2 separate regions of the Mus musculus genome follow, and region 2 is linked to region 1. The links are chromatin loops, found by intact Hi-C in ENCODE. Cell type or tissue: left cerebral cortex. All regions are shown on one strand. Each heading gives the region's core, and the rest is flanking DNA. Links, peaks and the distances in the headings are about the cores only. Region 1 holds the start of Rab8a (RAB8A, member RAS oncogene family). Region 2 holds the start of Zfp617 (zinc finger protein 617).

What was found. Hi-C counts contacts between places; a loop is a spot of excess contacts. Peaks named below come from ENCODE experiments on the same cell type or tissue, not always from the same donor. Only the 100,000 strongest peaks of a DNase experiment are listed, where the experiment ranks them.
Region 2: a loop joins it to region 1, with 2.7 times the contacts of the local background. A loop is called at or near these places in 2 of 42 quality-filtered maps.

The regions. Positions count from the first base shown.
Region 1 is chr8:72,156,622-72,164,956 of GRCm38, reverse strand. It overlaps Rab8a (RAB8A, member RAS oncogene family), which reads right to left and starts at 3,757. Exons shown (of 8, transcript NM_023126.2): 1 at 3,475-3,757. The coding sequence starts at 3,598. In left cerebral cortex, for the core only: CTCF peaks have their summits at 4,752 (motif pointing left) and 6,603 (motif pointing right); a DNase peak (open chromatin) is centred at 3,870; H3K4me3 peaks cover 1,891 bases; H3K27ac peaks cover 1,087 bases.
Region 2 is chr8:71,917,639-71,925,973 of GRCm38, reverse strand. It overlaps Zfp882 (zinc finger protein 882), which reads right to left. Exons shown (of 3, transcript NM_001166645.1): 3 at 7,123-8,335. Zfp617 (zinc finger protein 617) reads right to left here and starts at 3,149. Exons shown (of 4, transcript NM_133358.3): 1 at 3,002-3,149. The coding sequence starts at 3,004. It also overlaps the pseudogene Ccnb2-ps. In left cerebral cortex, for the core only: no CTCF peak of the experiment used is centred there; a DNase peak (open chromatin) is centred at 3,195; H3K4me3 peaks cover 1,640 bases; H3K27ac peaks cover 1,573 bases.

The DNA.
Region 1 (8,335 bases), core at 231-8,230:
ATGTGATTAACACTAAAAACGAATCAGGCTGTGACTAGTAGACTAATCACATAGCAAAATCCTGGGATCAACCCCTACACCCAATAAACTGGGTGTCCTGGTGTACCCAAGCAATCTAGAGGAATCAGGAGTTCAAGGTCATCCTCAGCTTCCTGGGGACTTCGAGGCCAGCCTGGGTGGGCTATGTGAGGTCCTATCTCAAACAAGAGAGAGATGGTTAGATGATACTACAGTGTGCTGGAACAATGAATGGGTCTGAGCCTGGCTTCAGAACTGATTGCAGTGCGCTGCGGGGCCAGGTTCACATCACAAATAATTCACAGGGTACAGCTTCCAGAAAACAACCACCACTCAATCCTCCTTCATTAATGAACACAGAAGACTGCTGGCTGCCAGTATGGATGGATGTACCTTCCTGCATAATTTTAGGACTAGGTGGCTGGGACATACTCTTCCAGAGACATTCCCCAGTGTGTCACACAGAAGTCCAGGGTCAGTGTGTAACCAACTGTAGTCATGAATCTCGCTTTGGTCTGGAGCCCTCCTGGTTTTTATTAATGCACGAATTGACTGAGGAGCTGTAAACTTTATGAGGCTCCAGAATTATAAGGTTATAACTTCAAGGTCAAGGAGAATAACTTTTCTAGAAGACAGAGGTCTGTGGGAATGTGATACCAATTCCTGGATTCAAATGCCACCTCCACCTCACTGTGATCTTGACAGTCACACCCACCTCACTATAAAGGATGAGGCCAGTCTCCTCGGGACCCTGAAGGATTAAATGGGTTTTCTGACCAAAAGTTTCAAACTGGGCTGGAGAGATGGTTCAGCAGTTAAGAGCATTGACTGCTTTTCCAGAGGTCTTGAGTTCAATTCCTAGCAACCACATGGTGGCTCACAACCATCTGTAATGAGATCTGATGCCCTCTTCTGGTATGTCTGAACACAGTGACAATTGTACTCACCTATATTAAAAAAAAAAAAAAAAAACTTAAAAAAAATGTTTTAAGCCAGCCAGATGGAAAAGGATGTGTAGCTGACCTGTGTTGAGGCCCTTGGCTCCATCCCCAGTATTTCAAAAAGAAAAATTGAACAAACATATATGAGATGCAAAATAAGCAATACAGGTCAGCAAGATGGTTCAGTGGATAAAGGTGCTTGCCACTGAGCCTGATGACTTGAGTTCAATTCTTGGGTCCTACTCAGTAGAAGGAGGAAACTGACTCCTGTAAGTTGCCTTTTGACATTGGAATTTGGGAGCCAGAGGCAGATGATTTCCATGAGTTCCAGAACAGCCTGGTTATATAGCTAGCCTGTCTCAAACAAACAAACAAACAAACAAGGGCTAGGGACACGACTCAATCCCTAAAGTCCTTGCCACAAAAGCATGAAGACCTGGGCATGGTGGCATAAACTTACATAACATTACAGCACTGGTGAGACAAGAAAGAAGGGTCCTGAGGCTTGCTGGTCATCCAGCCTCAAACTTGGTGAGCTCCAGGATCAGTGAGAGACCAAGCAAAGATAGCTTGGTGGGTGAAGGTACTCACCCATAAACCTGACAACCTGAGATCAATCCCCAGGACCCACATGGTGGGAGGAAAAGAACAGACTTTAAAAGGTGTCCTCTGACCCATACATGTGCATAAGCATACACATACACTCCCAATAAAATAATTTTTAAAAATGAGGTGAAGATTGAGGAATAACCCCGACTGTTCCTGTATGCACACAGGAACATGCTCACACACATGCATGCATGCCAAATTGAACAACAACAACAAAACACCCCTGAACTAATGTCACCATGTTGGTGTTGACTAGGAAGTGTCTGAGGATGGGAAACTGAGGTCTGTGTTGAGAACAAACCAGAGCCTGTGGGTAGCTACTGTCACTTCCTGCTTGGTCCTCACCTGAGGGTAACTCCAAAGCTGAGTGTTTGGGTGGGGGTGTGTGTGGGGGGAGAGGCTTTAAATGCACCTGTGCCCAAACCCTCTGCTTCCTCCAGACTGAACCTTCCACTGGTTGTATAGATCTAATCCTCAACCACCCAGGGCACCAGACAAGACAGACAGTGCCATATCTACTCTAAATAAAATTGGGTCAGTGAGGGTTAGAGCTTGCTCAACCTAGAGTTCAAGTATGATGATTCCCTGTCCAGTTCCCTATACTTGACGCCTGACACACGACTGCTTCAGAACACTGACTGGGAAGGAGATATTAGATGGCATTATCACATGACGGTCAGGTCAGGGAGACAACAACTTAGTTGACATTACACAGAAATCATCCCCCAGTTTCCCTTTTCCTTCCAAGGCAGGGTCTCATGCAGCCCAGGCTGGCCTTGAACACTCTATGTAGCCAAGGATGACCCTGAGCACCCGATCTTCCTGCCTCCCTGTCCTTAGTGCTGTCATTACAGGTGTTCACTACCACATCTGGTTTCAGGGTGCTGGAGATGGCACCCAGGGTTCCAACAATGGAACCACATCCTGACTAGGGATAAACCAAGCCTAGTGACTATTCTCTTGTTTCAGGACCATACACCATCCAGGTCACTCTGTTTGGCAGGATTTACTTCCAGGTAACACTCAATGTGAGCCATGACTATTCATGGTAAGGAGCATGGTCAGCACCATTTTTGACGTCAGAACTGGGGCCATCACAAGCCAATTCTGTTCAACTGTGCCGTGAGGCAGCCCTGGGGAAAAGCTGTTCAGGTGGTGTTCTTGGCCCAGTGAAAGGAAGTCAGTCAAGGCTGCACGTAGCCATGGCTGGACTTAGTTTCTTACTGGAACTTTTTCTCTTGTATTCCCACCAGGATGACAGATACTGTCACCATTCCTCAGAGAGAAGGCAGGAGGACTTTGGGTTGGAGTCCTGACTTAGATGTGGATCAGTGGTGCTGGTCCTTTGAAGCTCTGGAACAGCTGAACCTTGAATTTTGGAGTCAGACACACCTGGGTTCAAATCTCATCCCTAATACCTGTAGACTGTGACCTTCAGTGCGTGCCGCACCCTCCCTCAGTTTCAAATTCCTCCTCCAGGGACAAAGCACCCATCACGAGTACACTACAGATTTGATACTGCACATGCCAAGCTTGCCACATAGGAAACTACGAGGTCAGGTGTCACCTCCATGCCTCAGTTTCCACTTTTGGAAGACGGGGGTCTCCCCGGAAGAACAGTGTAGAGGTCTGATGTAAAGACACAGAGAGTTGACAGGCGCCAGGACCCCAGGGCAGGCTCTTCCTCAGACTGCAGCCTGCATGTCCCTGTCTGCACCTTGGTCTCCGGCGCCCGCCAGGGTCCCGGCCTGGACTCCCTGGCGGGAGGTGGAGGCCGCTGCGGTTCTCTGTCCAGCCCCGTGACCCTCCCGGATCCTCGGCCCGAGTGGATCCTGAGTCGATCCCTCAGCCCAGCCCCATAGGGGCGCGTCCAGCCCTGGTCACCGGCCGCCCAAGGCCCCGCTACCTATGGTAGAGATGAATGTGGAGTTGAAGGCGTCCTCGGAGAAGCGGAACAGGACACAGGTCTTCCCTACCCCCGAGTCCCCGATCAGCAGCAGCTTGAACAGGTAATCGTAGGTCTTCGCCATATTACACTCTCTCCCCGACGGGAAGTACGGCCGGCGCCTCGCCACTGGTCGCTGGACCCGTCTATCATCTCAGATCCCGCCCCCTATTGGCCCCCTGCCCGCCGCGCATCATCCAGGCCTACGCCCGCCACCCGGAGCCCCGCCTGTCGCAGAGAGCCCAGGGGAAAAAGGCGAAAGCGGCGCAGAGCCGGAAGCAGCCGACTGCACAGCCCATTGGTTGACGCTTGGTATAGGGAGGTTTGTTATTGGCTAGTGCTGGAGAGTCGAGGGTGAGGGCGTCAAATGACCAGCGATGGGTGTGGTCACATCTTGACCCCGCCTTCCCGTGCGCGCCTTCTCCTCAGCCCTTCAGCGTCCAGGCCCTGCCCCCGACAGGAGGGACCCCAACAATTCCGCGCGCTGGTTGATGAGAGAGTGGGAGGGACGGGCTTGGTGAACAGGCGCAAGCGTACTGGGAAGACGGTTGGCTCTGGCAGAGAGCGCACGCGCGCAGAGAACGCCTCGTGTTTCCCGCCTTCTCTGCCTGCGCAGCAGCAGCCGTAGCCGCAGCCGGCGCTGAGGCGAAGCGCAGGAAGTACCTGTGGTAATGCTTCTGAGGAGGATTTTCGGCGGTGCAAAAGTGGCGCGGGTTAAGATGTGCTGCAGACTCGCTCCTCGGCCTTGGCGCCCACCATTGGACTTACTTAGGTGCTGTACAGGCAAGCCGGCCATTGCCGTGAGCGATCCCAGGGCTTCAGCGCCGGTAGGGCTATGTTATCATTTCCAAGTAATGGCAGCGTTTTTTGTTTTGTTTTGTTTTGTTTTCTTTTCTGTGCTTGCGGGTGCTATCTATACTTAAAAATAAGTCAAGGTCCTTCACCCCACACCAGCCCGGCTTGGTAGGTAATCTTTTCCTCGTTTTATGGTAAGTATACTGAAGACAGGTGAAGTGACTTTCCTAGGTTTCAGAGTAGCATTTTTTTTTCCCTTCTGTTTTTTAATATGTTGAGGTGTAGTCCCGGAGTAACGGGAGAACAGTGACAAAATAAAATAAAGCCACATTAAGATAAACATCTGAGGGCTGGAGAGATGGCTCAGCGGTTAAGACTACTCTTCCAGAGGCCTTGAGTTCAATACCCAGCAACCACATGGTGCCTCATAACCATCTGTAATGGAATCCAGTGCCCCCTTTTGGTGTGTCTGAAGACAACTACAGTGTACTCAAATCTTAAAAAGAAAAAAGGAGTGGGGGGGGGTGGATAGATGGCTCAGTGTTTAAGAGCACTTACTGATCTTCCAGAGGTCCTGAATTACATGGTGGCTCACAATCATCAGTAATGAGATCTGATGCCCTCTTCTGGGGTGTCTAAAGACAGCTACAGTGTACTTACATATAATAAATAAATTAAAAAAAAAAAGATCTGAGTTGCTGACTACATGGCTCAGCCAGTAAAGTAAGTCATTTGTTGCTAAATCTGAGGATTGTATTCAATTCCTGGGCATACTTACTGGAAAGAGATCCAACTCCTGCAAGTTGTCCTTTGGAACCTCCACCCCACCCCTAAGATATAAATCTGTGGGAAGCAGCATCAAGATTAACACTAAGGAGCTGGAGAGATGGCTCAGGGTTTAGATCACTGTTTGCTCTTCCAGAGGTCTGGAGTTTGATTCCCAGCAACCACATGGTGGCTTCATATACATTAAAACATAATAAAAATAAGAAAGATCAACACTAGAAATGGCCCTGTGGATAAAGATGCTTGCTGTCAAACCTGATAACAAAAGTTAGATCCTAATGAAGACAAATGGTGGAAGAAGAGAACCAACTTCCACAAATTGTTTTTTTACCACCACAGGCAAGCACATCTTAAGTAAATACATGTAATTAAAATATTACATGTGTATAATATATATGAGGGCTGAGGAGATAGCTCAGGAGGTGAAGTACTTACTGGCAGACCAACTCAGGTCAAGCCTGTCTTCAGATGTGTCTCCCCATTCTCTTTTTTTAAAGATTTATTTATTTTAGTATATGAATACACTGTAGCTGTACATATGGTTGTGAGCCTTCATGTGGTTGTTGGGAATTGAATTTTAGGTCCTCTGCTTGCTCCTGTCAACCCTGCTTTCGGTTGGCCCCCCTCGTGCTCTCTCTGGCCCAAAGATTTATTTATTATACATAAAAAAAAAAAAAAAGATGAGCCAGATCTTATTATGGGTGGTTGTGAGCCACCACATGGTTGCTGGGATTTGAACTCAGGATCTTTGGAAGAGCAGTCAGTGCTCTTACCCTCTGAACATCCTGCCAGCCCAGTGTCTCCCAATTCTCAAAGCTGATTATGCATGCAGGCTTCAAGCTAACACACACCAAGTTATCTAATGCTTCTTCCCTAGAGGAAACGTTAACTAAATGGGTCCCTCCCCACTTTCCCTACATTATGCCAGCTGGGAATCAGCCCAACTGCAAGTTCTTACAGTGGACTATTCAACTACATGGCATGGAACCGCTGCCTTTTTGTAAAACCTGTAAGAAAGCCCACTCTATTCTGCTACACGGACCTGAATTCTGAGTTCCTGACATGCTGTTGTCTACCTGCCTCTGGCCACAGGGTCTGAACTCTTAGAACTCCTGACCTGCTGCTGCTTGTCTGTCTATGGTGTTAATAACTCTTATAATCTGTCTCAGTATCCCCGTGGAAGCCCAAATTAAAAACCTTTCACTATGTAAGATGACAACACACAGCTCGATAGGATGACATACAAAATGCCAGTTGCCAGGGAAGGACTGGAAGCTCTTTTCTACCTGGACTATCTGTAACAAATACCATGTACAAAAAAAAAAATAATAATAAGGCCACTGTGTACAAATACAGGAGGAGCTGGTCATGAGTCTTGTCACCCAGTGCTTTTGAGGGGTGCCCATTCTCTGTTCATAAGCCTACACTCATTGTCAGGAACACTATCGCTTTTAATTTAAGATTTATTTATTTTATATATGAGTATATATAAACACTGTTTTCATGCACACCAGAAGAGGGCATCAGATCCTATTACAGACGGTTATGAGTCACCATGTGGTTGCTGGGACTTGGGACCTCTGGAAAATGAGTCAGTACTCTTAACTGCTGATCCATCTCTCCAGCCCAAATACCCTTTTTGTATCAAATAAACTATCTTTTACTACCTTACTGCATGTCCCTGGCATATAAGCCTGGAAACCTCAGCAGGTGCCCCTGGGGTGCAGATTGGTACCTGTAAGAACAAAGAGGCCTTGTGCATGCCAAGCAAGTGCTTTGATGCTGAGCCTCAGACCACCACTGAGTAATAGCTAGGATTTGTGTGTTACAGCTCTGAGGTGAAAGGCTTCCCCAGCGGAAGTGTTACAGCTCTGCTTTGGCTGGGGAATATTTCCCCAGCTCCGGAGAGAAAGGTATCCTGGCAGTTGGGAGCCAAGGAATACTGCAAAATGACTCTGCACAATAAACCTCACACAAGAGATAAATTGGGAGGAAAGAACCCAGAAGGGTAGTTGCCCCTGCTCTGGAGAGAAGCAGCAAAGGACTGAACAGAGGATAGGATTTAAATGGCTTTGTGGGGCAGAGCTTTCCATGGTGGAACTTTCTAGGGTGGGGATTGGTGGGTTTTCAAGTCCAGAGCTTGGGGTTTTTACACTGTTGAGGCATGGGGGTTAGGTCCAGCCATTAAGGAGAGTGTTCTTTGGGTGGAACCTAGTGGTTGGAGGCCCTTAGGGGGGGGGGGGACTTAAGATTTCATCTATGTAGCCGGGCGTGGTGGTTCACGCCTTTAATCCCAGCACTTGGGAGGCAGAGGCAGGCGGATATCTGAGTTCGAGACCAGCCTGGTCTACAAAGTGAATTCCAGGACAGCCAGGGCTACACAGAGAAACGCTGCCTCGAAAAACCAAAAAAAAAAAAAAAAAAAGATTTAAAGATTTCATCTATGTTTCCTATTTCTCAGTAGCAACTTTTAAGTTACTCTGGAGTATTAGAAAGGCAGAGATTCATCCAAGGGCATGCAGGAAGCTAGACTGTGCCTTTCCTCTTCTCAGTTTTATTTAGCTTATTGTATTCATCTCTGCTTGGGAAGTTTCCATTAGAACTGATGTCCACTTTCTAGGCCTCAGAATCTGTGGTAGTTGCTTCTCTTGATTGCCTCTGATAGATTTTTTTTCTTGGTACTCTCTTCATGTGAGTTGCCTCTCTATTGAATCATCACCACCACTGCAGACATCTGTAGATTTTTGTTTGTAGTTCAATATTTGTGTTCTGCCAGATTCTTTCCATCTGATTGTCATTTTCTGGATGATTTTTCCTGTGGTTTCTAATATCTTCTTGGGGATAATTCTAAATTTTTCATCCAAGGATAAGTGAGGTGGCTCTGTGGATTAAAGGTGCTTGCTATCAAATGTAGTTGTAATACCCTGTAAACACCTCCTGCCCCAGGAGTTAGGTAACTTCCGTGGAATGCCAGGAGTTGTAGTTCTTGGAAAAGAACACCTCATTGGAAAGTATGGTGGCCTGTAGTTTTGTCCGTATAAGCCCCAGCAACACATGGCTGGGGCCATTCTCAGGTGGGAAATTCCTGGGAATGTTCCTTACCAAAGTCTATCTTTTGGTCGGTATTTAATATTTAATAAAGCTGGTTGTGATGGTCTGTATATTCTTGGACCAGGGAGTGGCACCATTTGGAGGTGTGGCCTTGTTGGAATAGGTGTGACCTGGTTGGAGTAGGTGTGTC
Region 2 (8,335 bases), core at 176-8,175, 240 kb after region 1:
ATTTATAGCCCCAATCATTACCTGGACATTCCGTATTGTTAGTAGGCTATCTTAAATTGAATCACATGGTGTAGGGATTACTGCTACACCAACAGGATAGAAAAGCCATAGTTTCCTTTATTAAGGGTTTTCTCTGAAGGCTCTCTTTTCTGACCCCCACTCCCATCATAATGTACTTGTTCCTTTCTAATACTCTGCCCAATGAAGGCCCAATCCTAGTCTGAGGTCCTTTATCCTTTATAGAACTCACTCCTAGAGGGTAAATATGTGATATTTCCCACCTGCTGCTTCCCTTTCTGTATTGAACACTGTCGACTATGTGAATTTTTCCTTGATTTGTAGGAATGCTTGGAATGTCACTTGAAGTGCTGAAGGTACTACATGTGGGATGCTTCTCTTCCATAGTACCTGTGACCAGAATCAATGCATGAATTTCAGTGTTTCCAGGTGTGTGGGGTCCAATATCTGTACCATATTGGAATCTCCAAGAATCCAGTCATCCTAGAAGGCACCCAGCATGCTAAAAAATTCCAAATGTTTGTCTGGGCAGATGGCTTAGCAGTTAAGTGCTTGTCAGTTTAGATCTCTGAGACCCAGTAAATGATGGGTAGGTACAATGGCCTGCTTGTAATTACAGCCTAGGAAGTTGGAGACACAAGGTCTCTAAAGCAAGCAAGCTACCTAGCACCACTATCCATTTCAGTGAGCCCTTACTTAAAGACCCGCTTTAATGAAGAGGGTGTAAAAGTGGGCTTTCTCAAGCAAGCATATATTTACATATGTGAAAAATAGAAAAAGAAAAGAAAAAGTGAGTTTGACTCCAAATGTTTACTTTTCTGGTACAAAAAAAAAAATTACTAGAAGGGACCAATGTGGGAGTTCAGTAAATTAAAGAGCAAGTATATGGACAATCACACCAAACCAGAGCAGGACTGTTGCCTACTTCAGATTACCACCTTCACTCTATCTTCCCCGTTGTCATATGAATGACTTTTATTCTGTTTATTACTGAGGTATGGACAAGCAGTAGCATCAAGACAGATTGTTGTATCAACATTCCCCTGTCCTGGGTAGTCACAGCCCACACAGAGGACAGCTATATAAGTCATCCTGCACTCAGCTCCCAGTGTTCAACCCTTATTCTCTCTTTTCAGAAGCAACCTTACTATGTAGTCTTGGCCTGGAACGCTACATAGACAGGGCAAGTCTGCAAATGACAGAGATCTGCCTGTTTCTGCCTGCAGAGCTGGGACTAAAAAAGCATATGCCACCACAATGGGCAGGTTTTCAACTCTTTCAACTGGAAGCATCCAGGATCTTCAATTTCCCTGAGAACATAACTGTTTCCTATCCCTCAGGGAAGTTCTTATTCTAGTGTGTTTGTAAGGGGAGCTTGGTTTTATACCTGACTAGTTATGCACATCTGGTTTGGGTTCCTGTAGTGCCTATGAAAAGAGGGAGGGAGGGAGCGAGCCCTATGATTTATACAATTTTAATGTAAAATTCTTTATTTGAAAGGAGGAAAGAAGTAATTAAATGTCTTGACAAATTGAAAAATATCAATTAATGGGGTGCAAAGACAATAAAATAGAAGGAAAATATCTGCAATACAAGAATCGAGAAAGATGAGTGTGCTCAGTATAAACTAAACCATCACATCAGTAAAGATGGAAAAATTACTAAAACATTTAAACCACATGTAAAGAAAGACATAGCCACTTGATAATTAATAGTCAAATAAATACTAAGTGGATCCCACTATATACCATGAGGACAAAGTTCAGTCAATTAAATAATATTAAGTGCTGATCACAGAAAAGTTACTCAGGAATAAAATTTGATATAGAGTTGAGACTGTAGCTCAGTTGGTATACGGTAGATACTTGTCTAGAATGCATGAGGCCCTGGGTTTAAATTTCAGAGCTGCAAAACCAGGAGCTAGTGATGTGCTCATAGAATCCCAGCACTTGGAAGGTAGTCATAAGACTATCAGAAACTCAAAGTCAAGCTTGGCTGTAAACTAAGTTTATCAACAGCCTAGGATATGTAAGATCTAGTCTCAAACAAAACAAAAACAAACAAACAACAAAGCAAAACAACAAAAAAAATCCAAAACAAAGAAACCGATACGTTTGCAATTCACTATGATTTGAACTTGACCACGACTTAAAGTCCAGTCGTTTCCAAAAAAACTTTTATTACTGGAAAAAGGAGCAGAGGTAAGAGCAGTATTTAACCCAAGAGTAAAAGATAAACTTGAAAACCCTCAAGTACCATACTCACAGAGATGACGAAAATTGAAAAGTTCTTCCTCCGACCTTAAGTCAGAAGGGATAAAGATAGTCTCGTCATACTCTATAAAGGGATAATCTACCAAGAGGATATTACAATCCTAAATGCGGGAGCCGCATGTACCCATGGAAAAGAACTGTGACTGTCCCCTGAGAAGTTCCCTCACATCTCGGTATGTCTCAGTTTTCCCAGGTTCACTTCCATTAATCTCTGCGCTTAAGATCTATATTAGACATGTTTCTCGGGCCTGGAGAGATAACTCGGTGTGTAAGAGTGCTCGCTGAGCAAGGGTGAGAACCCGAGTTCAAATAAAAAACACCCAAGTAAATGCCAGGCATGGGGACAGAGCCCGGAGGATCGCTGGAGCTTGCTAGCAGGCAGCCTAGCCACAGGTTCAGTAAGAAACCCTGTCTCACAGGAATAAGGCGGGCCGTGACAAAGCAGGACACCGGGTGACCTCCCCTGGCCTCCGTGCATGGCGGGGCGTAAATTCTCACTCGCAAGAATTGTCTCCTAAACTTCCAGCTCGGCTCCACATCATCCAGCCTCGGAATCCCGCTTTCGACTGACTTTCCCTAAGGGGAAAAGCAGCTTTTCTGGAGCCGCAGGCGACAGTGCGCAGCCGCCCTTCGTCCCCCGGCGCAGCACCGGGATCCCGCCGCCCGGGACCAAGGGCGCCGCGCACAGCCCCGCCACTCGCCTGGCTCACCATGTCTGTGCCCAGGCCTGCCGCGGCTCCACAGAGGCTCCGGAACAGGCACTCACACGGCCGCGGAGGCTCAGCAACTTGGACTTCCTCAGCTGAGAGCTGTGAGGAGGGAAGCGCCAGCAAGAAAGATGGCGGGTGAGGAACTTCCGCTCCTCCCGCCGGCGCTGCTGATTGGCCAGCTCACACACTGGTGTCTGTACCGGGAGTTTCCGGCGGACCTCCCGACCTTTCCTAGGGTATGGCGTCATACAGCCAAGGACGCTAAACCGTCCGGGACTCCCACAGTTGGTTACTGAGAACCGCCCGGAAGGGAGATGGCGGACAAGGCGCTGCCTCTCGGCACCCTACCTGCCGCTCCTTTGGCCCTTATTGCTGGGCCCACAGATCCAGTCTCCGAAGCCTAAGTGACAGAATAAATTTATTCTCCCTCTTACTGACACAACCACTCCCTCTCCTGTCAACAACACTAATGAGATTCATTGGGACACACAAAGACATAAAAGATGAAAGAATTCGAGAGGGACAAGAGCAGGTAAAGGTCTGTGTGTGTATGAATATAAACAAGATACATGAATGAAAATGTTATATTGAAACTTTTCGTGTAATTAATACACGCTAATGACAACATTAAAAAAACTGTACTTTCCAGCAATTAAAAAAAAGCTTCAGCAGCTCTTCCACAAAGGACATTCTTTTTAGAAATGAGGTTTATTATAAAGTGCCTCAAGCCATGCTCAGCCCTGTAGGTGGAAGTGACATTAGACAGAAACAGTACAATTTATGCAGCTCTAAAAATAGGGCCTTAAGCCGGGTGTGGTGGTGCACACCTTTAGTCCCAGAACTCGGGGGGGGGGGGCAGAGGCAGGCGGATTTCTAAGTTCGAGGCCAGCCTGGTCTACAAAGTGAGTTCCAGGACAGCCAGGGCTATACAGAGAAACCCCGTCTCGAAAAAACCAACAACAACAACAACAACAAAAAACCAACCAACCAACCAACCAACCAACAAAAAAGGCCTTAAAAGAAGGGGCAGGGGGCCAGGCGTGGTGGTGCACGCCTTTAATTCCAGCACTTGGGAGGCAGAGGCAGGCAGATTTCTGAGTTCGAGGCCAGACTGGTCTACAAAGTGAGTTCCAGGACAGCCAGAGCTATACAGGGAAACCTTGTCTCGAGAAAAAAAAAAAAAAAAAAAAAGAAGGGGCAGGCTTCCATTCGAAGCCTGGCAGGCGGGTCTGGGAGGAGGTGATGTGGGGAAGGAGGTAGAGGAGATGAGGGGCAGGCAGAGGTGGACAGACTAACCTTGAGAAGGGGAGGGGAGAGCAGAAGAGCCTGAGATACAGCTTTCATTGTCTGGACCAAATCCCAGAGCTATCTATCTTCCTAAGGTGTCTCAGACTACTCCCCAGAACAAATAAAAAGGTCTGATTTTTTAAAAAATTACCTTTTAGGGGGCAGGAACTTTCATATCACTTGATATGTTTCAGCATAGTGTACCTGAACGGGAGCAAGGACGAGCCAGGTACTATTGAGAACTGTCACAGCACAACACACTGCTTAACTCTGTCCAAGTGAGGGCTGCATAAAAGTTACGAGATTGGGCCTAAAGGAGCAGGCTGGTAAAAACCAGCCACTTTGGCCCACCTTGAGGGCTGTTGGATCTCACAGAATCCCTGGACAAATGGCTGAGGTGCCTATTAATAGATAAAGCAGCCTCTGGTCAACTCTCCCAGCACTTCTCACCTTACTCCCTACCCTAAACCTCCACTGCCTGAGGCTGGGCTTCCTTTCCCCCAGCCTCTGATCCTGTTATCTTTTATTTCCTGGATCTCTCTTGGTCCTCTTTCCCCATTCTCTCCTCCCCTGCTTTCGGCAACCTCTCCTCTCATGGTCCGGTTCAGTCTGGACGCTTCTAGATTTCTTTGGCTGTATTGTTTCTCCTGTCTACAATGAACCTCTTCAACCATACCAAACAGCCTTCATGTCAAAAATTTTCATTCAGGGAGTAACCATTTCAGAACGCAGTGTTTTGGAGATGCCAGTACCATGAGATGACCACCAAGAGCAGCAGCAGCAGTGGAGTACAGGCATCTGGAGCCTAGAGGACGACGCGTGTGCTACAAAGGGCATGGCTGGAGAAGTGACCCAAGTCCTTGGAGGAGCCCAGAAGATGGTGAGTTGAATCCCAGACATTGGAGGGTTGGAGATTGATTTTTGCTTTTGATTGTGACTGTGCTCTGATATTTTCCCTCTTGAAGGAAGAAACTGTTTTAGTGGAGTCCACAGTTACGAGACTTTTAATTGTAAAAAGACTTTGGATTTTAAAAGAGATGGATATTTTAAAGAGATTGAAAATTTAAGAATATGTAAAGACTGTGGGACTTTTAAAGTTATTTAGACCTTGGGGATGAGTAAGAATGTAAGGGTTGAGGCTTACTAGTGATGTATTTGTGTGTCAAGTTGACAAGGGGTCAATTGTACTGGCTAGTTTTGTGTCAACTTGACACAGCTGGAGTTATCACAGAGAAAGGAGCTTCAGTTGAGGAGATGTCTCCATGAGACCCAACTGTAAGGCATTTTCTCAATTAGTGATCAAGGGGGAAAGGCCCCTTGTGGGTGGGACCATCTCTGGGCTGGTAGTCTTGGGTTCTATAAGAGAGCAGGCTGAGCAAGCCAGGGGAGGCAAGCCAGTAAAGAACATCCCTCCATGGCCTCTGCATCAGCTCCTGCTTTCTGACCTGCTTGAGTTCCAGTCCTGACTTCCTTTGGTGATGAACAGCAGTATGGAAGTGTAAGCTGAATAAACCCTTTCCTCCCCAACTTGCTTCTTGATCATGATGTTTGTGCAGGAATAGAAATCCTGACTAAGACTCTTTCCAGAGTGAACACTACTTCTTGCTGTATGGTGGACCCTTTCAGCCTCTATAACCAGCCTCACAGAAATGAAGATATTTAAGTGACATGTGTGTTATAATCTACCAGACTAATGAAATGATGAACCTTAAGAAATAGCAATTTCCCCAAGAATCTTAAATTTGGAGAACAAAAAGGTGTCAGTCAGAAGGGGATTTATGACTTATAAGTTTACTTTTCAGGACTAGGCTGAAGTCCAGACAATAATAGGTCAATGGTGGGTAGGACCAACCTAGACTGAGACTGCCTAGTTGTCATAGGGTAGCTTCAGTTGTCAATTTGACACCCCTGAGAAGAGGAAATGTCAACTGAGCAATTGGGCATGTCATGTCTATCATTTTCTTGCTAACTAATGTAGGAGGGCCCAATCCACTGTGGGTAGTACCATCTCTAGGCATCTTTCTTGTCTTTAGAATCCAGAATTAAAACATCTTTCCTTATGTGTGTGGTATGTGCTTATATGGCTGCACACTTGTGGGTGCATAGAAGCCAGAGGAGGACATCAGGTGTCATTCTCTTTCTCCATCTTTTTCTCCTGAGAAAGGGTTTCACTAAATCTAGAGAGAGGGGGCAGACAGGAAGCCCAGTCATCTTCTGGGTCTGGCCCTCTCTACTGACATCACCAGTGTTTGTGGCTAAGATCAGCTTTTTTATGTGGGTGCTGGGAACCAAACTCAAGCCTCATATATATGTAATGCAAGCACTCAACTTCACTGTGCCCCTCCTTCCCCAGGCAAGAGGACTTTCATACGTAAACAGAATCACATGTAGACTAAAGGCTTATATGAACTGACTGTAATATTAAAAGATGACTAATTGATATCACATTTGCTAATTAGCATTACAGATTTATCATCCATCGTTGTGTTTATGTGTGCCAGTGCTGAGAACACTAGCTGACGTTAGGCCAACAATGAAAGCTTTTTTTTTTTTTTTTTTTTCCGAGACAGGGTTTCTCTGTGTAGCTCTGGCTGTCCTGGAACTCACTCTGTAGACCAGGCTGGCCTCAAACTCAGAAATCCACCTGCCTCTGCCTCCCAAGTGCTGGGATTAAAGGCATGCCCCACCACGCCCGGCCGAAAGCTTTCTTTACACAGTGAGTTTCCACCAAGATTGATACACGCCTCAGCTTCTGTATGGTGTCACCTGCTAATACCTACTTTTCTTGATAGCTCTGAGTGGGTGTTTCAACCTTGATTCACCAACTCTCGTCTCAAAAATAGAAGTACTTTTATTTGCAAATAGTATGTTCTACATCTACACTATGATTAGAGCAGCTACATGGTTTGTGCTTGCTTCTATGCTCCTACTTTACAACACTGTCAAGCAAGAGATGTTTGGAAATTACTTCTGTGCAGTGAGACCTTTACTGCACTTCAGAGCTATGCAGGACCCTTTGTAGGGTTCTACTATGGCAATTTACCTAAACATTACCTACAGACGCAACATCAGGGATGATTATTAGCCTAGCTCTTAGTTCAGGGAGAGACATAGTGTCAAGGGATTAAGGCAAAAAGTGGGGCAGAAGGACATCCTCCTCTGGCCTCCAAAGGAACACAGGCACAGACATCTACGGATATACCACACCCACTGTGCTTACACATGCTACACATACACAAAATAATAAAATAAAATGATATTTCTGATGAACAGATCAGATATGGTATGTAGATAGATTCATTACTGTAATCTGTTACATTTGATGTGATCATTGCTTAAACCAGTGGGATGTATCTTTTGGTAAGAAAAGTGAAGGGAAAACTATGATAAAAAGCTGTAACGTAAATACGGTAAAATTTACATAGGAATAGAGCATTAATTAGTAAGATCCCACTACATAAGGAATTATTGCCCATTATTGCATTTGGGCAATAATGACTCTGATGAAAGGAAAATTTTGAAAAATGTGAAGTTGATCTTTTATGGTTATTTTGCAGGTAGGTTGTCAATATTTATAAAAAAAATTACACACACACATATATACTGCTGAAAATAGTTAAAACTATAAAATATGCACAGAATTCTTATTTGGAGAAAATATTAAAAGTCAAAAACAAAACAACTGGTGGTGCTGTGGACCAGAGTGGCTATGCCTCATCTACACTTTCCAGGGTGGTCCTCATGTTGCTACTCTGATGCCCAAAGGTGTACAGTGATTTGAAGAATATTGATACAGGAGTTAATCCTAAAGCTATATGACTAAGCAGCAGGCAGTTTTAGAAGAAACTGGAAATAAAGTTGGTCTAAGTCCATTCCAAGTTTAGGCTTCTACAGGAAACTCCATACATGTGCATTGCCATCATGGACCAGTTCCTACATGTTCAGCTGCTCTGCGGGAAGAAGCTGCAGCTGGTTAGGATCACAGCTCTGCTTTTGGCTTCCAAATATGATGCTTTCTCTGAGTACTGAAGACTTTGTTTATATCTT